Regions from separate parts of the Mus musculus genome. Here region 2 is linked to region 1. Evidence: chromatin loops called from intact Hi-C (ENCODE). Cell type or tissue: left cerebral cortex. All regions are shown on one strand. Each heading gives the region's core, and the rest is flanking DNA. Links, peaks and the distances in the headings are about the cores only.

The links. Hi-C counts contacts between places; a loop is a spot of excess contacts. Peaks named below come from ENCODE experiments on the same cell type or tissue, not always from the same donor. Only the 100,000 strongest peaks of a DNase experiment are listed, where the experiment ranks them.
Region 2: a loop joins it to region 1, with 6 times the contacts of the local background. A loop is called at or near these places in 4 of 42 quality-filtered maps.

Annotation. Positions count from the first base shown.
Region 1 is chr3:49,357,390-49,370,275 of GRCm38, forward strand. It overlaps Gm20557 (a long non-coding RNA gene), which reads left to right. Exons shown (of 10, transcript XR_001783788.1): 9 at 4,431-4,540; 10 at 8,781-8,895. Among named protein-coding and RNA genes, the nearest start is that of Gm20557, 20 kb to the left of the region's middle. In left cerebral cortex, for the core only: no CTCF peak of the experiment used is centred there; no DNase peak of the experiment used is centred there.
Region 2 is chr3:49,097,356-49,110,241 of GRCm38, forward strand. No RefSeq gene overlaps it. Among named protein-coding and RNA genes, the nearest start is that of Gm31415, 41 kb to the left of the region's middle. In left cerebral cortex, for the core only: no CTCF peak of the experiment used is centred there; no DNase peak of the experiment used is centred there.

The DNA.
Region 1 (12,886 bases), core at 1,570-9,569:
GGAATGAAGAATCTGTGCTAATATTAGCTTCTGTTTGTAACGTAAGGAAAGTTTTGGCATCACCAACATTCAGCATCCCTCTAGAGATGCATATGTGCTTTCTGTCTCTGGGATTTCCTGATGATTACATTTTCCTTGAACTATGGACACACGACCTCTGGATTAGAGGCATGGTAGGTAAAAGTCTGACAAGCTAAGTGATTCATTACAAAGACACACGTGAACACCTTCTGTGAATAACTTCCTCATATATAAGATGGCCTTTGTTTTGTCATTACAAATATTCCCACTGATTACACCTTTATAATTATATGATGTGAATTAATAGCAGAACAAGTAATAATTGTGGTAAAAGTGTTTTTTCCAAGATACACGTTTTGAATCATATTTACAAACAAAACAAAACAAAACAACCAAAAACCTCATAAATACAATAGTACAAAAGAGCTAGTCCACCACAGACATATAAGAAGTTATGAGAGATTTGTATGTTGCCTTCTGTCCAGTAGATACATGAAATTGCTTTCCTTCTCTACCAAAAAAGCACTTGTATTTTTGCCAGATATTGTCATCCTAACTCCATGTCAAATAATGATAGTATTAGCCTAACCTACTTCTAAATAGTCTACTATGCTTAACCTAACAGGAAGAAGCAATAACTCTGGCGCACACATCATTGTTTTATTTTTATTTTGGCCATGATCTGAGTTTGCCACTCAGTAGACTATGGAATTTTGGCCCCAGACATAAGAGATAAGATAATGCTCTGTGAGTAGGCAAGCTGAATAGCATTAGGCAAAGGGACCAACTGATCCATCCTTGGCCCTAGCTGGCCAAGTGTGTCTGGTTCCCATTACCAGAATCCTAGGGCCACATCATGGAGAAGAAAGTGAAGATCAGTAACTGAAGGTAGTCATGTGTATTCTCAGAAATTTCAAGGTATAGGAACACATGGGAATCTTCCATTTTCCTGATTTTTTTTTTGTCCTTGGCACAACATGAAAGTTAATAGTGGTATTTCATGAACAAAGACACTTTTCTGTCCCCAAACAATCTGCTGTGTACAATTAGTTTAAATCGTTGCGTATTTTCACATTTGAAAGAATGGATGTGAAACAGTGAGGCCATCTCACATGTAAAACAGGGTGCTCAATATGAAAGTTCACCACTCCAGGTTGTCCTATACATAGAGGTGTACATGTATATTACAACTTAACTCGGTGAACTGAAGGTACAGATTCGCCAAATTATATAATCTGAATAAGGTATATTTTTGACCTTACCATTTTTTAGTGGTTAATTATTTTCAAGAAGAGCACTTTGTTTTTTCTTTTTTGTTTGTTTGTTTGTTTTGTTTTGTTGTTTTCTTTTTAGTTATTGTTTATTTTTTCTTTCAAATGATTTATTTATTGATTGATGTAGTCATTTTACATCCTAAATCCTGCCCCCTACCTCTTTACCCTTCAAAGTATCTCCTTCCTTCTCTAAGGTGGTTAGGGCCCCCGGGTTGTCCTCACGCCCTGGCAAATCAACTCTCTTCAAGATTAGCTCATTTTCTCTTACTGAGGCCAGTTGGTGAAGGGTTTCCACAGACAGTAAACAGCTTTAGCCATAGTCTCTGCTCTACATTTTGGTAGACCCACATAGAGACTGAGCTACACATTTGCTACAAATGTGCTGTGGGTCTTGATGCAGATTCTGTATGCGTTTTGGTTGGCGGTCAGCCCTTGATAGCTCCCAGTGGGCCATGTTAGTTGACTCTGCTGTTCTTTCTGTGGAGTCCTCATCTTCAGGGACCTGAATCCTCTTCCCAACTCTTCCATAAGAGTCCCTGAGATCCATCCAATGTTTGGTGGTGTGTCTCTTTATCTGTTTTAGGCAGCTGCTAGGTGAATACTCTGAGAGAGCACTTTTGATAGGTCCCTGTCTGGATGTCCCACAAAAGAGCTGGCCTCCTTTGAGACAGACAGAGCTTCAGGCAGTGAAGTGGAGTGCAGATCCCTCTGATTGCAGGTAGTAGTGTAGACTGAAAGCCAGGAAAGGCAATTAGAACAGACAGTAGGGTTATTTCAGTGAATACTAGAGCCAGATCTGCTTCTTTGATTCTAGTCTTAAAAACACATGAGCTCCTGCCTGTAGTTTCCACTTTTGATCCATGATTCTTGTTGGTGACATGTTGGGAATCTCATAAGGAACCAGGGTCTCAACCAGTGGTTTTCTGCCACTCACCAGCCCAGTTGGCCTCTCTCAATCTGTGGAAATTAGGGGTTCCAGCAGGTGAACATGGATTCGGTGAGTAATGGGTGACAAATGATCAGAGATACAAGGGAGTGCTGAATCTGAATGTAGACTTTGCTAAGGCTCATTTGATTTTTTTTTTTAAAGAGAAACCCAAAGCTCAGGCCAACTCCCCTTTAGTGGTGAAAGCATGTGTGCCTTAATTGTATGCTATGTTATTGGGTAATTTTGATAGAGTTAAGATCACCAATCTTGGCAAGTCTTTTCATTTTTGTCGTAATTCTTATCAATTAACTAATTGTGTAGATCCTGACTTAGATAAGGATTCTGCCAGTATGATTTTGTTAAAGAGACCTGCTTATGTTTTGCTGCCTATAGACTTAGGGTATGATCCTTGGTTTAAAAATTCAGGAGTACAAACTTTGAAAAGGTTAAATGAGCTTATAAGACCAAAAAGATCTGTTACAGCTCTGATTTTAGGAATTGCTGCTTTAATTGCAATTTTAACTTCTTTTACAATATCTACCACAGCCTTAGTTCAGCAGTTCCATACTGCTCATTTTATTACTGATATACATAGTAAATTTTCCATAGCTTTGTCAGAGCTGCATATTATAGAAAAAAAAAACTGGAGGTGAAGGTTAATGCTTTAGAAGAGGTAGTTTTAGCAATAGGTCAGGATATAGAAAATATTAAGGCTAGAAAGGCAGTAATTTCAGATATTAGCAGAAGCCATTTGGATACTTGGAACATTGATGAATTGGCCAGAGATTTAAAAATAACCTAAGTGCACTGAATCCCTTGGATTGGGTTCAATGTATAATCCTGCTTGCTGTTATTCTTGGCATTATTTTATTATTAATCATTGTGTTGCCACTCATCTTTAGAGTTCTTCTGAGATTGTAGCTACAATGAAGCAGAACATTCTGGAACTTCAGTTAAAAAATAATAAAAGAAACGGGCAGAATGCTACATCCACTCCAGTAGTGACTTGCATTACAGGATTAGAAACCTGGAAGCCGTCCTGAGGCTGAGTTTCACAGAGACAGCCTCCTGGAACCTTTGCATCCCCATAGCCCATATACTCAAACCTGTCCCCACATTAGTCTAGAGTATTCAATCCTGTGTTCTCTTTTAGTATTGTTTTATTATAAGTGCTTTAAGGGTTGATTTTGACATATAGCTAAGCCTTTGCCAGTTTTCCAGTATCCTAGGCAGTCCTTAAAGCCAACCCTGAGCTTGGAATTCAGTAAGAATGTTCCCTATTCATTAACATTCAAATTCACTTCTAGTAGAGACAGGGAAAATGATTAGGAATTACAATTTACTTGAACAGAGCTAGAAAAGCTCAGGGCTAGGCTGCATAGTAATTACTTAGGACAAAACTGAGTCACACCCAAACACGTGAATAAACAATGGCCTAGCAAATAGGTGGGTTGTCGCATGAAAAGTTTAATAGAAGTGAATTCCCCTGGTGCAGGTTTTTTTCACTAGGCCCAGAGGAATAGCATAGTCAGGTATTTACTAAAACCACCTGGTGGTGGGTTTAACAGAGACTAGCATTGTATCAGAGCATTCACCAGGCGCCTGTGTTTAGCTAATCCTAATTAGGAATAGGAACCTATTCTCAGTTGTAAACAAGGCCTGGCTCCTGCCATCTTTTTATGTATATATTTTCTTTGTTGTGTGTTAAGAACCAGTGTACCTTGAAGTTTGTATTTGCTTAGTCTTCTTCTTTTTCTTCTGTATTAAAAGTCTGGTGTTTGCTTGGAACAATACATTCAGATTCAGCACTCCCTTGAGTCTGTGTCCATTTGTCACCCTTTTCTCACCAACTCTTTTCCCATCTGTCTGAAAGGCTGATTTGCCACAGATTGAGAGAGGCTGACTGGGCCAGTCTGTGGCAGTTTTCAGTCTCCCTAGTCCTGTGACATTAATACAGTTCATCATGCTGTGGTCATCCCTAACTATGACATCATTTTGGTGATATTTTATAACTAAAATTTTGCTACTGTAAGGAATTGTAATGTGTAATGTATAGGATATCTGAAATGCCGGATAAGTGATTCCCAAAAGTATTGTGACACACAAGTTGAGAATCACTTGTCTAAACTGCTATTTTTAAACAAAGCTATTTCTCAAATACTTTCTACAATGTACATTGACCATTAATTTTCTTGGTTTTTTGTAAGGACTGTATTAGAAATATAAAAGAAAGCTTGCCCTGCTCCTACTTATATGAAGATTGGATTAGCATACTCGACGAAGAATCTCTTCTTGCAAAAATGTCTGTTATACAAAGGTAAAATCTTTGGGGAACTGCACAAAGGTAGAAGCTATTAATTTTGAAGGTACATAGGATTGTATTTACAGGGTTATACACTGGAATGATGTTTCATGCCAAGACATTTCCTTTGCTTAGGAATGTATAGTCACTTTATAAACAGATGCATTTCTCAAGCAAGCGTATGGTACCATGGTACTTGAGAATCTTCTACATTATAACTGTCATGGTTTGAAGACAGCCTATTCTACATAGTTGTGTGATGGTCATCCTAAAGTATTGGTTTGATTCCCTGTTTTAGACAAATTAAAGGAAGCATGTATGTATAATCCTGTGGCTATTGCATCCAAATATTATTCCCATGGTATTGTGAATTATGCAAATGTTAAATAAATTATATACATTTTACATGGATTCATAATACATTATATATAACATGTGTCCCTATGGTGGCTGGAAAGTTGGTTCACTGTTTTTTTGTTGTTGTTGTTTTTTTGTTGATGTTCTTTCTTCCTTCCTTCCTTCCTTCCTTCCTTCCTTCCTTCCTTCCTTCCTTCCTTCCTTCCTTTCTTTCTTTCTTTCTTTCTTTCTTTCTTTCTTTCTTTCTTTCTTTCTCAAGACAGGGTTCCTCTGTATAGCCCTGGTTTTCTGGAACACACTTTGTAGACCAGGCTGGCCTCGAACTCAGAAATCTGCCTGCCTCTGCCTCCAGAGTGCTGGTATTAAAAGCTTGCACCACCATGCCCTGGTTCACTGTTTAAAAGCAATATGTTTCCATACACAAAACCCACATGACTTGGAAAAAGCTCTATTCATTCTATTTCCAGGGAGCCTGAAAGTTTTCTCTGGGTTCTTTGAATAGCATTTATATGTGTCATACATAGAAATTCAGAATTTTACAAATTTTTCCATAATTTTATAGGGAGAATTGATTTATAGAAAATATTTTAGGGAATACTTCAGCTGTATATTCTTACTTTTTTTGAATTCTGATTATACTATGAGCTGGTCTGCAAAACATTTACCATGATTTTTTGGTGTATTCAGAGTTTTGTAAGTAACATTACTTGTCAGACAATCAACAGTAAATTTCTCCTTTTTCCATGTATAGTATTCTAAAGAAGATGCCACAAGCAAACTACATGCTGCTCAAAGAGCTCATCACTGTGTTATCCAAAATTAAAACTTCTACCAGCAATCACCTAGACACCTATAAGTTATCTGTCTGCATAGCCCGTCATGTGCTGTGGAAAGCGAATTGCCAGAGGTCATTATTTGGAAGTGACCTCTCAAAAAAAAAATAAGGGGAATCTAAATTTTCCCTTTGAGAACCAAGTCCTCATTGTGATCCAGAAATTGGAAATAACTCGGATAGGTCCCTAATGTTAAATGACACCCTAGGATTGCACTCTACTGGGGTGGGTGATACATTGATCTATTTCAGGAAGGATTGGGAAGGGAGATTGATAATGTCGTTTGAAAGAAGTGAGTCATTTCTTTCTTATTCTTTTGTTCTTTCCTTTTTTCTTTCTTTCTTTTAAGATATTTATATTCTAGCCAAGCGTATGCTACATGAATAATGGTAGTTCAAGAAGACTACAGTAAAGTTGAAAAAAAATCTTGATTACGTAGTTTTTGGTATGTTTGTTTCCTATTGTAGCTGTACTTTGGAGCACTTCTTAGTTGTGCTTCATAGTGGTTAGACTACTATAATTATGAAATATTCACTTCCTGTCATTTTCTCATAAACTCCTACTTATATATAAAAAAGAATAGTGTGTGCTTGCCTTATTTCAGGTAGAATCTTATGTTCCTCAGTCTTTTGTTTTCTGTAGCTCTTAATTTTACTTTAAAGCTGTATGCATGAATATTTTACTTTACTTTCTTTACATTATATCCAGATTGCAGTAACCTCCTCTAAGTCCCATTCTCACAGCACACCCCTCCCTCAGTTTCATTTAAATTCAAAACTTTACTTAATTTTTCATTTTTTAAAATTTTCAGTCAAAGTTACCAGGGAAGACGGTAGATATGGAATGACTGGAAAATGAGTGTTACTGGGTTGCATGATGAGAAATTCACAGACAGTCAACAAAGAGCATACATTTTGGAAAGGAGAAAAGATAGACAATTAAAAAAATAACAAAAACAAATAGAAACTAAGGATATATTTTAAATATTAGTTTCCAGAAATAATGTCTACAAGAAAGAAAACATGGTAGTGTTACTCATAATGGGGTAGGACTGTGAATAACAGGCCCATGGGATAGCTTGTTCAATTTAGAAAGTGTCTTAATTTGCTAGTATTGCTATGAAAACACACTGATGAAAAGCAACTTATGGAGGAAAGGTTACACTTCATGATATATTTCTAGTTACCAGTTAACTGCTGAGAAATGTCAGGGCCCAAACTGAAGCAGGGCAGGAACCTGAAGGCAAGAACTGAAGCAGAAGCTGTGTAGGAGTGCTGCCTCCTGGACATTACCTCACATCTTACTTTGTCTGACTAATAGTTCAAGGGTGGCACCTTCCTAGAGATCTGGGCCCTACAAAATTCCATTGTTAATCAAGACAATATCCAATAGACTTCCCTACAAAGTGGGCCAATCTGCTGCAGACATTTTCTCAACTAAGATCCCTCTTCTCACCAACTTTTTCTCTTAATCATTTTTCTATTATTTTAATAAAACCCAGGACTAAGGCAATTAATATAGAAGTAAAAGTTTATTTGGGACTTAGAGCTGTAGAAAGATTACAGTCCTTCAAAATCGAGGAACATGGAAGCAGGAAGAAAGCAGAACCAAACAGGAAGCAGAGCCCTGGTGGCAATCATCTGAGGCAGCGAACATGAAGCAGAGAGAGTATGATGCAAATGGCACCTGCCTTCTGAAACCTTAAATTCTAACCAATGACATACTTCCTCCAGGAAACCAAGCCATTTAAATGACCTAAAAGATGTCACAAAGATGGTAGCAAATATTCTGATGACTGTAATTAGACAGGCATCCCATGCAAACCATCACAATGAAATGTGACCACCTCCTCACACCATGGCAAAAAAATCCACCAATTCAAGAGACTACTTTTTATTAAAACATTTAAAATGGTTTACAAAGGAGCTACAGAATACATTTCAACTAATCTTTGTACAAAATGCAGAGAGACTGAGCTAGAGATATAGACAAAGAGATTCTGGATCCTCAAAACACCCAGGGACAAATTTATGGGGAGAGAGCTGAGGAAGATACAAAAGGAACAGGAAAACAAGAGATTAACATTATACATACTCAAGAGTGAGGCCATAGAACAAGGTGAGTGATGATTTAAAAGTATTTACCCTCACAGCCCTGGTGATATCTAGATTGGAGCCCACAGCAAATATCATGGGATTAAAACGTTTCAAGGTAACAGTGGTACAGAGACTGCCTATTGCCAGAAAGGGATGTTACTGGGAGAAAGGTGTCATCAGAAAGAAATACAGAGAAATGGCGTTATCTACAATTTTGAAGATCAGTTACTGGAAAAGCTGTTTAGATAGAATCAGTTCCCTCTAAACTAGGTTCTTGGTAAGTTTATGGTATTATTACCTTGAAATACTAACATCAGTTTATTCCATTTGTTCCTTTCTGTGCATACTTAATAGTGTTATCAAGACTCAGGAAATATTTCAAGGCAATGTCCCCCAAATCACATTATTAATGTTGAAATAAAAGTTATCTATCCTCAACCACCATCACACCTTTAATTCCTAAAGAACAGCAGAACTCAAACCGTGATATCTTACATTTATTATCATCTACTTGGGCATCTCTGGAGGAAGACAGCAGGATAAGTCACTGGAATGTGCAGTATTTTGCTAGAATTTTTCAAGGAATAGAATCTTGTTCAGTATGAAGTGTTTAGATATAAGCTGGCTTAGTGATGCCGAGGACTATAAGCTTTTACATAAGTTATCTGATGGTGTTTTCAAGAAACTTTTGAGGTCATTAATTTGATTCACTCCCAGCTATTCTGGCAGCATATCAGCTCTGATATCTTACTTTGACTTAGTAGTTCCTCCATTCTTTGCAATATGCATGGTATTTTTACCAGGTTAAGTAAGTTAAAAAGAACTCAGTGTGTTCATTTTACAGATTTCATTTCACAGGTTCATATCTGCTCACCGTAACTGCTATTTTCTTCATCATTCTTTTTTATTTCAATTTCATAAATTGTGTGAAATGACAGAGAATCGTGTTTTTGCATTGTGGTGTTACAGATGTCTATTATACAAATCATGATTGACAACTGTGAAGATATATTTGGTGATGATGGCCGTATCATTTGTAATGATAATAAGAAGAGGTCAGATGACATAAAGACTTCACTAAATTCTGCTGGTAAGTCACCTGTTCTGAACAAAGCCATAGATGGCCACAGTGGGAAAATCTCAAATGCTATTAAAGAATTAAAAATTTCATCTCCTCCAAGTTTTACTTAGTCATCAAACAGATGGAAGGATGATAGTCTTCCCGGATTTCATAAATTTGTAAATACAGAGCAGCATTGGGACATATCGTGATATTAGAGTATGGGAAAAGTTATTTTAAAAAACACTTTAATTATGTAGAATATATATATATATACAGGTATACATACAGATACACGTATATACATACTTATATACATGTATGTGTATGTATGACAGAGCAACTCCTTATTTAGCCCCTGTAAGAATTTTAGAATATTAGCTGTTATATTTCACATCTTTGTTCCCCATGGTCCATAAGTCACAGGATTTCTTACATATGAAATTATTTTTTAAAAGATAACTGGGAAATGATTATTTAAGTCTCCATTAAACATACTAAACATTTAAACCATGTGTCAACAAGCTTTGTAACCCTTGTACTTAAACACTGATGTTTAATTTCATTTGAGAGACAATCTTGCCAAATATTTATTGCCATTTGGTAGAAATATTATGCTGCAGGGGATTCACTACAGCACATATGTGAAGAATCATAAAGAGGCTAAAACACACCTGATTTAACAGGTAACACCATTCAATATCACATATATTGTTAACTCAAGTAATTTTTTATATAGACTTGAGTAAATGTACTGAAAAGAAAACAGTCTTATCTGAAGGGGGTGTGAATTTATAATCTTGAAATGTTTGTCTAACAAAGACATTTTATATTTCATTTAGCAGGAAAAAATGAAGCAACTCCAACATGCAAATTTCTACAACAGGAACTTCCTCATGACTAAAGAAGGTGTCAGTCATTCTATTTCCATGTTCCCTTCTACCTCCCACTTAACCAGAGCAGAAGGAACTACTAAAAGAAACAACTTCTGTTTTACATTTAACCATACTATTTGTTAAAAATAGTTTCACTCACTATATTTACTTTATGGTGTACATTAAGCATTCTTATCTATTATAATAAATATTCTTAAATTGTTATTGGTTAGACTCCAATGTGCCTGATTCATGATTCTCCACAGTCTTTGGGAAAATGCCATTATCAGCTTTCTCCTTTACCTCTGTTACTCAGGGATCTGTATTCATGAGACATATCCACTAGAATCACTTTACTAATTTTTTACTTCCAAATTGTAATCAAAATGGCGTTCTAAGTAATTCTCAATAAATGAAAATTTGGGATTTACCTGACCAAATTCTTCCATAAACTCACCATTAAACGGTTCCCATGGCAAAGATTCAAATAGTTAGTAGTACAACAAAATCAGACTCACTCCTGGGAATTGTAGCAACACATTCTTTTTTTTTTTAATATTTTCATTAGGTATTTTCCTCCTTTACATTTCCAATGCTATCCCAAAAGTCCCCCATACCCTCCCCCCCGACTCCCCTATCCACACACTCCCACTTTTTGGCCCTGGCATTCCCCTGTACTGGGGCATATAAACTTTGCAAGTCCAATGGGCCTCTCTTTCCAGTGATGGCCGACTAGGCCATCATTTGATACATATGCAGCTAGAGTCAAGAGCTCCAGGGTACTGGTTAGTTCATAATGTTGTTTTCCTATATATAGGGTTGCAGATCCCTTTAGCTCCTTGGGTACTTTCTCTAGCTCCTCCATTGGGGGCGCTGTGATCCATCAAATACCTGACTGTGAGCATGCACTTCTGTGTTTGCTAGGCACCTAAGAGAGAGCTCTATCTGGGTCCTTTCAGCAAAATCTTGCTAGTGTGTGCAATGGTGTCATCGTTTGGAAGCTGATTATGGGATGGATCCCTGGATATGGCAATCTCTAGAAGGTCCATCATTTCATCACAGCTCCACTGTCTCTTCATGCGTTTAGCAAATTGTATCTTCTCTCTTGAGTATCCTAAGTTTCTAGGCTAAGATCCACTTATCAGTGAGTACATATTGTGTGAGTTCCTTTGTGATAGGGTTACCTCACTCAGGATGGTGCCCTCCAGGTCCATCCATTTGCCTAGGAATTTCATAAATTCATTTTTTTAATAGTTGAGTAGTACTCCATTGTGTAAATGTACCACATTTTCTGTATCCATTCTTCTGTTGAGGGGCATCTGGGTCCTTTCCAGCTTCTAGCTATTATAAATAAGGCTGCTATGAACATAGTGGAGCATGTGTCCTTCTTACCCGTTGGGCCTTATTCTGGATATATGCCCAGAAGAGGTATTGCGGGATCCTCCAGTAGTACTATGTCCAATTTTCTGAGGAACTGCCAGACTGATTTCCAGAGTGGTTGTACAAGCTTGCAATCCCACCAACAATGGAGGAGTGTTCCTCTTTCTCCACATCCTCACCAGCATCTGCTGTCAACTAAATTTTTGATCTTAGCCATTCTGACTGGTGTGAGGTGGAATCTCAGGGTTGTTTTGATTTGCATTTCCCTAATGATTAAGGATGTTGAACATTTTTTCAGGTGCTTCTCTTCCATTCATTATTCGTCAGGTGAGAATTCTTTGTTCAGCTCTGAGCGCCATTTTTAATGGGGTTATTTGATTTTCTGGAGTCCACCTTCTTGAGTTCTTTATATATATTGGATATAGGTCCCCTATCTGACTTAGGATAGGTAAAGATCCTTTCCCAATCTGTTGGTGGTCTTTTTGTCTTGTTGATGGTGTCTTTTGCCTTGCAGAAGCTTTGCAACATTATGAGGTCCCATTTAATGATTCTCGATCTTACTGCACGAGCCATTGCTGTTCTATTAAGGAACTTTTCCCCTGTACCCATATCTTCGAGGCTTTCCCAACTTTCTCCTCTATAAGTTTCAGTGTCTCTGGTTTTATGTGGAGTTCCTTAATCTACTTAGATTTGACCTTAGTATAAGGAGATAGGAATAGATCAATTCGCGTTCTTCTACATGATAACGGCCAGTTGTGCCAGCACCATTTGTTGAAAATGCTGTCTTTTTTCCACTGGATGATTTTAGTTCCCTTGTCAAAGATCAAATGACCATAGGTGTGTGAGTTCATCTCTGGGTCTTCAATTCTGTTCCATTGGTCTACTTGTCTGTTGCTATACCAGTACCATGCAGTTTTTGTCACAATTGCTCTGTAGTACAGCTTTAGGTCAGGCATAGTGATTCCACCAGAGGTTCTTTTATCCTTAAGAAGAGTTTTTGCTATCCTAGGTTTTTTGTTATTCCAGATGAATTTGCAGATTGTTCTTTCTAATTCGTTGAAGAATTGAGTTGGAATTTTGATGGGGATTGCATTGAATCTGTAGATTGCTATTGGCAAGATAGGCATTTTTACAATGTTGATCCTGCCAATCCATGAGCATGGGAGATCTTTCCATCTTCTGAGATCTTCTTTCATTTCTTTCTTCAGAGACTTGAAGTTCTGATCCTACAGATCTTTCACTTCCTTAGTTAGAGTCACACGAAGGTATTTTATATTATTTGTGACTATTGAGAAGGGTGTTGTTTCCCTATTTTCTTTATCAGCCTGTTTATCCTTTGTGTATAGAAAGGCCATTGACTTGTTTGAGTTAATTTTATATCCAGCTACTTCATTGAAGCTGTTTATCAGGCTTAGGAGTTCTCTGGTAGAATTTTTAGGGTCACTTATATATACTATCATATCATCTGCAAAAAGTGATATTTTGACTTCTTCCTTTCCAATTTGTATCCCCTTGATCTCCTTTTGTAGTCGAATTGCTCTTGCTAGGATTTCAAGTACAATGTTGAATAGTAGGGAGAGAGCGGACAGCTTTGTCTAGTCCCTGATTTTAGTGGGATTGCCTACAGCTTCTCACCATTTACTTTGATGTTGGCTACTGGTTTGCTGTAGATTGCTTTTATCATGTTTAGGTATGGGTCTTGAATTCCTGATCTTTCCAAGACTTTTATCATGAATGGGTGTTGGATCTTGTTGAATGCT
Region 2 (12,886 bases), core at 2,089-10,088, 260 kb before region 1:
ACAATGATTAATTGTGTCAAGGTTTGGTTCTTTCACATGGGATGGGTCTCAATTTGAGCCAGTCATTGCCATTCCTTCTGACTTGCTCTACCCTTGTCCTTACACATCTTCTAGGAAGAACACATTTTGATTCTAAGGGTTTGTGGGTGGGGTGCTATCCTTATCTCTACTGGGAGTCCAGCCTGGCTACAGGAAGTAGCCACTTCAGCATCATATTCTTCACTGACAAAAGTTTTAGCTGGAGTCACCCCCGTAGCCACTCAGGGGCCTCACCTCTCATACCACCAATTGCAGTTCTCTGGCATGTCCTAGACATTGTCACCCCTGCCTACTTACAGTCTCCTTTCTCTTTTACCTGCTCTCCTTAAACTCCATCCCCTCACCCCATTCCCCTTCCCATCCCTCCTCCTACCCAGTTCTCTCCCTCCACCAACCTTCAGTTTCTATTTTATTTCACCTTCTGAGAAAGATTCAATATCTTCCCTTGGGCATTCCATGTTATTTGGCTCCTCTCTGTCAATGGATTGTAGTGTGGTTATCTTTGCAGACTATGATTAATTTAGACTTAGAAGAGAGTACATTCTATGCATATCCATTTTGGGTCTACGTTACCTCACTCAGAATGATATTTTTGTAGTTCCCATTCACTTGAATGCAAAATTCATGATGTCCTTGTTTTTAACAGGTCAGTTATATTCCGTTGTATAAATGCCATTTTCTTTATCCACTCTTCAGTTGAGGTACATTTAGGTTGTTTCCAGTTTCTGGCTATTATGATTAAAGCTACTATGAAAATAGTGCTGAGAGGGGCCTGCTACAGCTGTCCCCTAAGAGGCTCTGCCAGATCCTGACCAATATAGATGCAGATACTTGCAGCCTACCATGGCACTGAGCACAGGAACCCCAATGATGAAGATAGGGGAAGGACTGGAGGAGCTGTGAGGGACCTTATCTGGCTTCAATGGGAAGGAAGGCCCTTCATCCTGTGAAGCCTTGATTCCTCAGTGTAGAGGAATGCTAAGGCAGTGAGGTGGGAGTGGGCAGGTAGGTGGGGAAGCACCCTCATTGAAGCAGGGTAAAGGGGGGATGGGATAGGAGTTTGCAGAGGGGAAACCCAGGAAAGGGGATAATATCTGAAATGTAAATAAATAAAATATCCAATTAAAAAAATAGGTGGGCAGGTCTTCTTGTGGGATAGTAGAGCATCCTTTGTGTATTTGCCCAATAACATTATAGCTGAGTCTTGAGGTAGAATTGTTCCCAATTTCTTGAGAAATCATCAAATTGATGTCCACATTGCTTGTACATGCTTGCCCTCACAATAGCAAATGGAGGAATGTTCCCTTCTTCCACATCCTTATCAGTATGTACTGTTTTTGATCTCAGCTATTCTGATGGATGTGAGATGGAATCTCAATCACTTTGATTTGCATTTTGGTGATGACTAAAAGACAATGAATATTTCTTTCAGTGTTTCTAGGTCATGAAAGAGTCCTCCATTGAGAATTCTCTGTTTAGCCTATACCCCATTTTTAATTGGCTTATTTTGGTTTGTTATTTAACTTCTTGAGTTCTTTACATGTTTTGGATACTGGTCTTTGGTCTGATATAGGGTTGCTGAACATCTTTTCCCAGTCTGTTGGCTCTCATTTTGTCTTACTGACAGTGTCCTTTGCCTTACAGAAGCTTTTCTGTTTCATGGATTGCCTTTTTATTAATTATTGATCTTAGTGCCTGAGCCATTGGTGTTCAGTTCAGGACATTGTCTCCTGTAACAAAGAGTTGAAGGCTATTTCCCACTTTATGTTCTCTTAGATGTAATGTATCTGGCTTTACATTGGGGTCTTTTATTCACTTGGACTTGAGTTTTGTGCAGGGTGATACATGTGATTCTATCTGCATTATTTTGCATGCATAGATTCAGTTAGATCAGCACCATTAGTTGAAGATGCTGATTTTCATTGTATCGATTTGATTTATCAAAAATCAAGTCACTGTAAGTGTGTATGTTTATTTCTTGATCTTCAGTTTAATTCAACTCATCAAGTTGTTTGTTACAATACCAATACCATGCAGTTATTATTATTATTGCTCTGTAGTTCAGCTTGAGGTCAGGGATGGTGATACATACAGGATTTCTTTCATTGTACAGGATTGCCTTAGCTGTACTGAGAACTTTTTTGTTTTTGTTTTTCAATATGAAGGTGATAATTATTCTTTCAAGTTCTGTAAAAATTGTCAGAATTTTGATGCAAATTGCATTGAATCTGTAGATTGTTTTGGTAAGATGGCCATTTTCACTATGTTAATCGTACCCATCTTCTCATATCATCTTCAACATTTTCTTCAGAGCCTTGAGGTTCTTGTAATATGTCTTTTACTTGCTTGATTAAAGATACAACAACATAATTTTTAACATTTTGTGACTGTTGCAAAGCATGTTGACTCACTAACTACTTTCCCTGTCCATCTTTCATTTGCATAAAGGAGGGCCATTGATTTTTCTTTTGAGTTTTTTTTAAGATTTACAGATATGTATTTATTATCTGCAAACAAATCAATTAAAAGACTGATATTAAGTGTACCCGGTGAATTGTTTTGAATAATGTTTTATGTATATTTAATTTAAAATTACAAAGTATATAACACCAAAAAATAAATTATTATGACATAAAAATTATTGCCAACATTCTAATGACATCTTTTTTTTTCTTTTTTCTTCTTTTTATTAGGTGTTTTCTTTATTTACATTTCAAATATTACCTCTTTTCTAATTTCCCCTACGAAAATCCCTTATTCCCTCCCCACTTCCCCTGCTCCCAACCCACCCACTCCCTTTCCCAGTCCTGGAATTCCCCAATACTGGGCATAGAACTGTCACAGGACCTAGGGCTTCTTCTCCCATTGATAGCCAATTAGGCCACCCTCAACTTCATATACATCTAGAGCCACATGTCCTGCCATGTGTTTTCTCTGATTTGTGGTTTAGTTCAAAGGAGGTCTGGTGTTGCTGTTTAGTTCATATTGATGTTACTCCTTTGTGGCTTCAGACCCCTTCAGCTCCTAGGGTACTTTCTCTAGCTCCTTCACTGGTGACCTTGTGCTCCCTCCTATGGATGATTAAGAGCATCCACTTCTATATTTGCCAGGCACTGACAAAGGCCCTCAGGAGACAGATATATCAGGCTCCTGTCAGCAGGCTGTTGTTGGCATCTGCCAAAGTGTCTAGGTTTGGTGGTTGTTTATGAGATGGATCCCCAAGTGGGGCACTCTGATGGTCTTTCCTTCAGTCTCTGCTCTGAAATTTGTCTCTGTAACTCCGTCCATGAGTATTTTTTCCATTCCTAAGAAGGATTCTGAGCTTCTGGGCAAATACACTTATCAGTGAGTGCATATCATGTGTGTTCTTTTGTGATTGGGTTACCTCACTCAAGATATTCTCCAGATACATCCATTTGTCTAAGAATTTCATAAGCTCATTGTTTTTAATAGCTGAGTAGTACTCCATTGCGTAAATGTACCCCGTTTTCTGTATCCATTCCTCTGTTGAGGGAAATCTGGGTTGTTTCCAGTTTCTGGCTATTTTAAATAAGGTTGCTCTTAACATAGTGGAACATGTGTCCTTATTACATGTAGGAACATCTTCTGGGTATATGCCCAGGAGAGGTATTGCTGGATCTTCTAGTAGAACTATGTCCAATTTTTTGAGGAACTGCCAAACTGATTTCCAGAATGGTTGTACCATTCCACTTGTAGTGGAAGAGTGTTCCTTTTTCTCCATATACTTGCCAGCATCTACCGTCACTTGAGGACCTTGGTCCTACGACGCCTCTATGCCCCAGAATAGGGTAATGCCAGGGCCAGGAAGTGGGAGTTGGTTGGTTGGTGAGGAGAGGGAAGGAGAAGGGGATAGGGAACTTTTGGAGGGGAAACCCAGAAATGGAATGACATTTGGAATGTAAACAAAGATAATATCTATTTAAATAAATGTGATTTACCTCTAATTTTCTTATGTGTGATGATTAATGTTGATCGTTAATCAAATTTTATTTAGAAATATTTATGACAAAGGATCCTTTGAGTGACTCTGGGAGTATATTTAATATCATTACAGTCTATCTATGCTTAAGTAACTGATGTGGGCAAACTGACACTATAACTGGGTTATACTATTCTTTTCATTTTCCTGAAATGTATAAAAAGGAGAATGTCACTATATCTGAGCATTCGTTGTCCTGTGCTTCTCAACTAAGGGAACGACTTCACTACCTACAACCTCCTCACATCTGAACTGCTGTGTGATGGTACCCTGAACCATCAAATAATGTGCTATTTTTTCCTAATGTAAATAATTTTCTAGAGTACCTTTCACAGAAATAGGATTATAAATTTCTTTATAAAGAAAGTGTTGCTACAATGCCCGTGAGTGAGTCTGATTCTAACTAGTTGAATTTTTGCTGTGGGAACTGTTTAATGGTAAGAATATGGAAGAACTTGGTCAGATAAATTCCAAATTTTCATTTATTGATAATTACTTAGAACGCCATTTTGATTACAGTTTGGAAGTAAAAAATTAGTAAAGTGATTCTAGTGGATATGTCTCATGAATACAGGTCCCTGAGTAACGAAGGAGGAGGAGAAAACTGAAAATGGCATTTTTCCAAAGACTATGGAGAATCATGAATCAGGCACATTGGAGTCTATCCAATAACATAATTTAAGAATATTTATTATGATAGATAAGAATTTTTAATACACGCCATAAAGTAAATATAGTGAGTGAAACTATTTTTAACAAATAGTATTGTTAAATGTAAAACTGAAGTTGTTTATTTTAGTAGTCCCTTCTGTTCTGGTTAAGTGGGAGGTATAAAGGAACATGGAAATAGAATGACGACATCTTCTATAGTCATGAGGAAGTTTCTGTTGTAGAAACTTGTATGTTGGAGTCGTTTCATTATCTCCTGCTAAATGAAACATAAAAATGTCTTTGTTAGACAAGCATTTCAAGATGATAAATTCACACCCCCTTCACATAAGAATATGTTTTTTATTACATTTTCTCAACTCTATATAAAAAAAATTACATGAGTTAACAATATATCTGATATTGAATGGTGTTACCTGTTAAATCAGGTGTGTTTTAGCCTCTTTATGATTTTTCACATATGTGCTGTAGTGGATCCCGTGCAACTTAATATTTCTACCAAATGGTAATAAATATTTGGCAAGATTGTCTCTCAAATGAAATTAAACATCAGTGTTTATGTACAAGGGTTACAAAGCTTGTTGACACATGGTTTAAATGTTTAGTATGTTTAATGGAGTCTTATATAATTATTTCCCAGTTATCTTTTAAAAAATAATTTCATATGCAAGAAATCCTGTGTGACTTATGGACCATGGGGGAAAAAGGTGTGAAATATAACACCTAATATTCTAAAATTCTTACAGGGGCTAAATAAGGAGTTCCTCTGTCATACATACATGTATGTAAGTATGTATATATGTGTATCTGTATTTATACCTATGCATATATACATATATCCAAATAATTAAAGTGTTTTTTAAAAATAACTTTTCCCATACTCTGATGTCATGATATGTCCCTATGCTGCTCTGATATTTACAAATTTATGAAATCAGGGACGGATATCATCCTTCCATTTGTTTGATGACTAAGTAAAACTTGGAGCTAATGAAAACTTTCATTCTTCAATAGCATTTGAGGTTTTCCCACTGTGGCCATCTATGGCTTTATTCAGAACAGGTGACTTACCAGCAGAATTTAGTGAAGTCTTTATGTCATCTGAACTCTTCTGATTATCAGTATAAATGATATGGTCATAGTCACCAAATATATCTTCACAGTTGTCAATCATGATTTGTATAATAGACATCTGTAACAACACAATGCAAAAACACGATTCTCTGTCATTTCACACAGTTTATGAAATTGAAATCAATAAGAATGATGAGGAAAATAGCAGTTACGGTGAGCAGATATGAACCTGTGAAATGAAATCTGTGAAATGGACACACTGAGTTCTATGCAACCTATTTAACCTGGTAAAAATGTCATGCATATTGCAAAGTATGGAGGAACTACTAAGGCAAAGTAAGATATCAGAGCTGATATGCTGCCAGAATAGCTGTGAATGAATCAAATTAATGACCTCAAAAGTTTCTTGAAAACACCATCAGATAACTTATGGAAAGGCTCATAGTCCTCGGCATCACTAAGCCAGCTTATATCTAATCACTTCATAATGAACAAGATTCTATTCCTTGAAAAATTCTAGCAAAATACTGCGCATTCCAGTGACTTATCCTGCTGTCTTCCTCCAGAGATGCCCAAGTAGATGATGATAAATGTAAGATGACACGGTTTGAGTTCTGCTGTTCTTTAGGAATAAAAGGTGTGATGGTGGTTGAGGATAAATAACTTTTATTTCAACATTAATAACATGTGATTTGGGGACATTCCCTTGAAATATTTCCTGAGTCTTGATAACACTATTAAGTATGCACAGAACGGACCAAATGGAATAAACTGATGTTAGTATTTCAAGGTAACAATACCATAAACTTACCAAGAACCTAGTTTAGAGGGAACTGATTCTATCTAACCAGCTTTTTCAGTAACTGCTCTTCAGAATTGTAGATAACGGCATTTCTCTGTATTTCTCTCTGATGACACCTTTCTCTAGTAACGCCCTAACATCCCTTTCCTAGCTAAAGACTAGGGACAAAGTCAGACTATGTTGATAATGATCTGAGGAAGCCAAAGGCAGCTGCCCTAGGGCCTACATCACTCTCCCAAGTCTCAACCCTGGCCAGAGGAGCAGTGCTCCAATCTGGTGCTAACATCAGTTTATCTTTCTTAGTACTGGCAATAGGCAGTCTCTGTATCACTGTTACCTTGAAATGTTTTAATCCCATGATATTTGCTGTGGGTTCCAATCTAGTTATCACCAGGGCTGTGAGGGTAAATACTTTTAAGTCATCACTCACCTTGTTCTCTGGCTTCACTCTTGAGTATGTATAATGTTAATCTCTTGTTTTCCTGTTCCTTTTGTATCTTCCTCAGCTCTCTCCCCCTAAATTTGTCCCTGGGTGTTTTGGGGATCCAGTATCTCTTTATCTATATCTCTAGCTCAGTCTCTCTGCATTTTGTACAAAGATTAGTTGAAATGTATTCTGTGGCTCCTTTGTAAACCATTTAAAATGTTTTAATAAAAAATAGTCTCTTGAATTGGTAGATCTTTTGCTATGGTGTGAGGAGGCGGTCACTTTTCATTGTGATTGTTTGCATGGGATGCCTGTGTAATTACAGGCATCTCAATATATGATACCATCTTTGTGACAACTTTAGGTCTTTTAAATGACTTGGTTTCCTGGACAAAGTATGTCATTGGTTAGAATTTAAGGTTACAAAAGGCAGGTGCCATTTGCATTATACTCTCTGTGCTTCATGTTCGCTGCCTCAGATGAGAGCCACCAGGGCTCTACTTCCTGTTTGGTTCTCCTTTCTTCCTGCTTCCATGTTCCTCTGTCATGATTTTGAAGGACTATAATCTTTCTATAGCTCTGAGTCCCAAATAAACTTTTACTTCTATATTAATTGCCTTAGTCCTGGGTTTTATTTAAACAAGAGAAAAAGTTGGTGAGAATGGGGGTCTTAGTTGAGAAAATGTCTGCAGCAGATTGGCCCACTTTGTAGGGAAGTCTGTTGGATATTACCTTGATTAACAATGGAATTTTGTAGGGCCCAGATCTCCAGGAAGTTGCCACCCTTGAACTATAAGTCAGACAAAGTAAGATGTGAGGTGCCGGACAGGAGGCAGCACTCCTACACAGCTTCTGCTTCAGTTCTTGCCTTCAGGTTCCTGCCCTGCTTCAGTTTGGGCCCTGACATTTCTCAGTAGTTAACTGGTAACTAGAAGGATATCATGAAGTGTATGTAACCTGTCCTCCATAAGTTGCTTTTCATCAGTGTGTTTTCATAGCAATACTAGCAAATTAAGACACTTTCTGAATTGAACAAGCTATTCCATGGCCTTATTATTAACAATCATACCTCATTATGAGTAACACTACAATGTTTTCTTTCTTATAGACATTATTTCTGGAAAATAATATTTAAAATATATCCTTAGTTTCTATTTCTTTTTGATATTTTTTATTGTCTATCTTTTCTCCTTTCCAAAATGTATGTTCTTTTTTGACTTTCTGTGAATTTCTCATCATGCAACCCAGTAACACTCATTTTCCAGTCTTTCCATATCTACTCCCGTCTTTAAATTACACTGAAAATTTTAAAAAATGAAAAATTAAGTAAAGTTTTGAATTTAAATGAAACTGAGGGAGGAGTGTGCTGTGAGAATGGGACTTAGAGGAGGTTACTGCAATCTGGATATAATGTAAAGAAAGTAAAGAAAAATATTCATGCATACAGCGTTAGAGTAAAACTAAGAGCTACAGAAAACAAAAGACTGAAGAACATAAGACTGTACCTGAAATAAGGCAAGCACACACTATTCTTTTTTTATGTAAGTAGTAGTTAATGAGAAAATAACGGGAAGTATAATATATAACATACTACATTTTTATTATTCATTATATCACATATAGTGTATACATATGTATCTGTGTGTATATATGTATATATGTATACAAATATACATATATAATTATATGCATTGTGCTTTTATATGACCAGCAGTACAGTTGGGGTGAATATTTCATAATTATAATAGTCTAACCACTATGAAGCACAACCAACCAGTGCTCCAAAGTACAGATACAATAGGAAACAAACACAGCAAAAACTAGGTAATCGAGATTTTTTTCAACCTCACTGTAGTCTTCTTGGACTACCATTATTCATGCAGCATACTCTTGGATAGAATATAAATATCTAAAATAAATATCTTAATAGAAAGAAAGGAAAAAGGGAAAGAACAAAAGAATAACAAAGAAAGGACTCACTTTTTAAAATAACATTATAAATCTCCCTCCTCAATCCTTCCTGAAATATATCAATGTATCACCCATCCTAGTAGAGTGCAGTCCTAGGGTGTCCTTTAACATTAGGGACCTATCCGAGTTATTTCCAATTTCTGGATCACAATGAGGACTTTGTTCTCAAAGGGAAAATTTAGATCCCCTTACTTTTTTTGAGAGGTCACTTCCAAATAATGAGTTCTGGCAAGTCGGTTTCCACAGCACATGAGGGGCCATGTGGACAGATAACTTGTAGGTCTCTAGGTGATTGCTGGTAGAAATTTTAATTTTTGATAACACAAAGATGAGCTCTTTGAGCAGCAGGTAGTTTGCTTGTGGCATCTTCATTAGAATATTATACATGGAAAAAGGAGAATTCTATTGTTGATTGTCTGACAAGTAATGTTGCTTACAAAACTTTGAATACACAGAAAAATCAGGGTAAATGTTTTGTAGACCAACTCATAGTATAATCAGAATTCAAAAGAAGTAAGAATATACAGCTACAGTATTCCCTAAAATATTTTCTGCAAATCAATTCTCCCTATACAATTATGGAAAATGTTGTCAAATTATGAATTTCTGTGTATTATACAAATAAATGCTATTCAAAGAACCCAGAGAAAACTTTCAGGCTCCCTGGAAATAGAATGAATGGAGGTTTTTTTAGGTTGTGGGTTTTGTGTATGGAAACATATTGCTGTTAAATAGTGAATCAGGGAATGATGGTGCACAGGCCACCAGCACTCAGGAGGAAGAGGCAGGCAGATTTCTGAGTTTGAGGCCAGCCTGGTCTACAAAGTGAGTTCCAGGACAGCCAGGACTATACAGAGGAACTCTGTCTCAAGGAAGAAAGAAAGAAAGAAAGAGAGAGAGAGAGAGAGAGAGAGAGAGAGAGAGAGAGAGAGAGAGAGAGAAAGACAACAACAACAAATACAGTGAACCAACTTTCCAGCCACCATAGGGACACATGTAATATATAATGTAGTATGAAACCGTGTAAAATGATTATAATTTATTTAACATCTGCATAATTCACAAAACTATGGGAAAAATATTTGTATGCAATACCCACAGGATTCTTCATACATGCTTACTTTAATTTGTCTAAAACAGGGACTCAAACCAATACTTTAGGGTGTCCTACACACAACTGTATGCAATAGGCTGTCTTCACACCATGACAGTTATAATGTAGAAGACTCTCAAGTGGTGGGATGGCACAGTACGCTTGCTTGAGAAATGCACCTGTTTATAAAGTGACTATACATGTCTAAGCAAAGGAAACGTCTTGACATGAAACATCATTCCAGTCCATAACTCTGTAAATACAAGCCTAAGTACCTTCAAAATGCATTGCTTCTACCTTTGTTCAGTTCCCGAAAGTTTTTACCTTTGTACAACACACATTTTTGCGAGAAGACATTCTTCATCAAGCAAGCTAATCCAATCTTCATATAAGTTCGAACAAACAAGTGTCCTTTTATATTTCTAATACAGTCCTTTAAAAAAAAAAACAAGAAAATTAATGGTCAATGTACATTGTAGAAAGTATTTGAGAAAGCTTTGTTAAAAAAATAGCAGTTTAGACCAGTGATTCTCAACTTGTGTGTCACAATACTTTTGGGGATCACTTATCCTGCATTTCGGATATCCCATACATTACACATTACAATTACGAACAGTAGCAAAATTTTAGTGATGAATAAACACCAAAATTATGTCATAGTTAGGGATGACCACAGCATGATGAACTGTATTAATGTCACAGGACTAGGAAGACTAAAACCTGCCACAGACTGTACCAGTCAGCCTCTCTCAATCCGTGGCAAATCAGGATTTCAGACAGATGGGGAAAGAGTTGATCAGAAAAGGGTGACAAACAGACACAGACACAAGGGAATGTTGAATCTGAATGTATTTTGTCCAAGCAAACACCAGGCTTTTAATACAGAAGAAAAACAAGAAGGCTAGGCAAATACAACCTTCAAGGTACACTGGTTCTTAACACAAAACAAAGAAAATGTATATATAAAAAGATGGCGGGAGCCAGGCCTTGTTTACTGCCGCAGACCCTCTGGGCACCTGTGTCTGCATGGAATGGGCTCTCTCGAGCAGATGGGCAAAGCTTAGGAGTTGACAAACAGACAAACACACAAGAGAGGTGTTGAATCTGAATGTAATGTTCTGGTCGAGCCTCAGACTTTTTATAATACAGAGTAAATTGCAAATCATAACAGAATAAGGCACATTGAAGTTTTCCAGGTGCAAGAGGAGTGACTTCAAAAGGAACCAGATAAATGTTTAACACTAGAGATTAGCACAGATGCAAGAGGAGTGACTTCAAAGGGAACTTGCAGGAATCAGATAAATGTTTACACTAGAAAGTAACATCCCCCGCCTGGGATCAGCTTTGTGCCAGGCAAGTGTTTCACACTTTAGTGTTAATAGCACCAGGGGGTTATTAACTCTTGCCAGGCTTCAAGAATAATGTAGTGTCACTGACACCGAAATTCTCTAGGCCTTGTTAAATTTTATCTTGTCTGGAGAATCCTCATTATTAGGATAGTATATTAACTCACTCTTGTTATGGTCAAAAAATACTTCATTCTGATTATATAATTAGGTGAATCTGTACCTTTAGTTCACTGAGTTAAGTTGTAATATACATGTACACCTCTATGTACAGGTCAACCTGGAGTGGTGAACTTTCATATTGCGCACCCTGTTTTACATGTGAGATGGCCTCACTGTTTCACATCCATTCTTTAAATGTGAAAATACTCAACTATTTAAACTAATTGTACGCAGCAGATTGTTTGAGGATATATAATTGTCTTTGTTCATGAAATACCACTATTAACTTTCATGTTGTGCCAAGGGAAAAAAACATAAGGAAAATGCAAGATTCCCATTTGTTCCTATACCTTGAAATTGCTGTGAATATACATGACCACCTTCAGTTACTGATCATCACTTTCTTCCCCATGATGTGGCCCTAGTTTTCTGGCAATGCGAGCCAGACACACTTGGCCAGCTGGAGGGCCAAGGATGGATCAGTCAATCCCTTTGCCTAATGCTATTCAGCTTGCCTACTCTCAGAGCATTATATTTTCTCTTATGTAGGGGCCAAAGCTCCACAGTCTACTGAGTGGCAAACTCAGATCATGGCCCACATAAAAAATAAAACAATGATCTGTGCTCCAGAGTTTTGCTTCTCACTGTTAGGTTAAGCACAGTAGACTATTTAGAAGTAGGTTAGACTAATACTATCATTATTTGACATGGACTTTGGATTGCAATATCTGGCAAAAATACAAGTGCTGCTCTATTTTTTTGTTAGAGAAGGTAAGCAATTTCATGTATCTACTGGACAGAGGACAACATACAAATCTCTCATAACTTCTTATATGTCTGTGGTGGACTAGCTCTTTTGTACTATTGTATTTATGAGGAGTAGGTATTTGGTTTTTTTTGTTTTGTTTTGTTTTTCGTAAGTATGATTTAAGACATGTATCTTGTAAAAACACTTTTTCCACAATTATTACTTGTTCTGCTATTAATTCACATCATATAATTATAGAGGCGAAATCAGTGGGAACATTTGTAATGACAAAACAAAGGCCATCTTACATAAGAGGAAGGTAACTTCCAAACAGAAGGTGTTCACCTGTGTCTTTGTGATGAATCATTTAGCTTGTCAGACTTTTACCTACCATGCCTCTAATCCAGAGGTCGTGTGTCCATAGTTCAAGGAAAATGTAATCATCAGGAAATCCCAGAGACAGAAAGCACATATGCATGTCTAGAGGGATGCTGAATGTTGGTGATGCAAAATCATTCCTTACCTTAAAAACGGAAGCTACTATTAGCACAGATT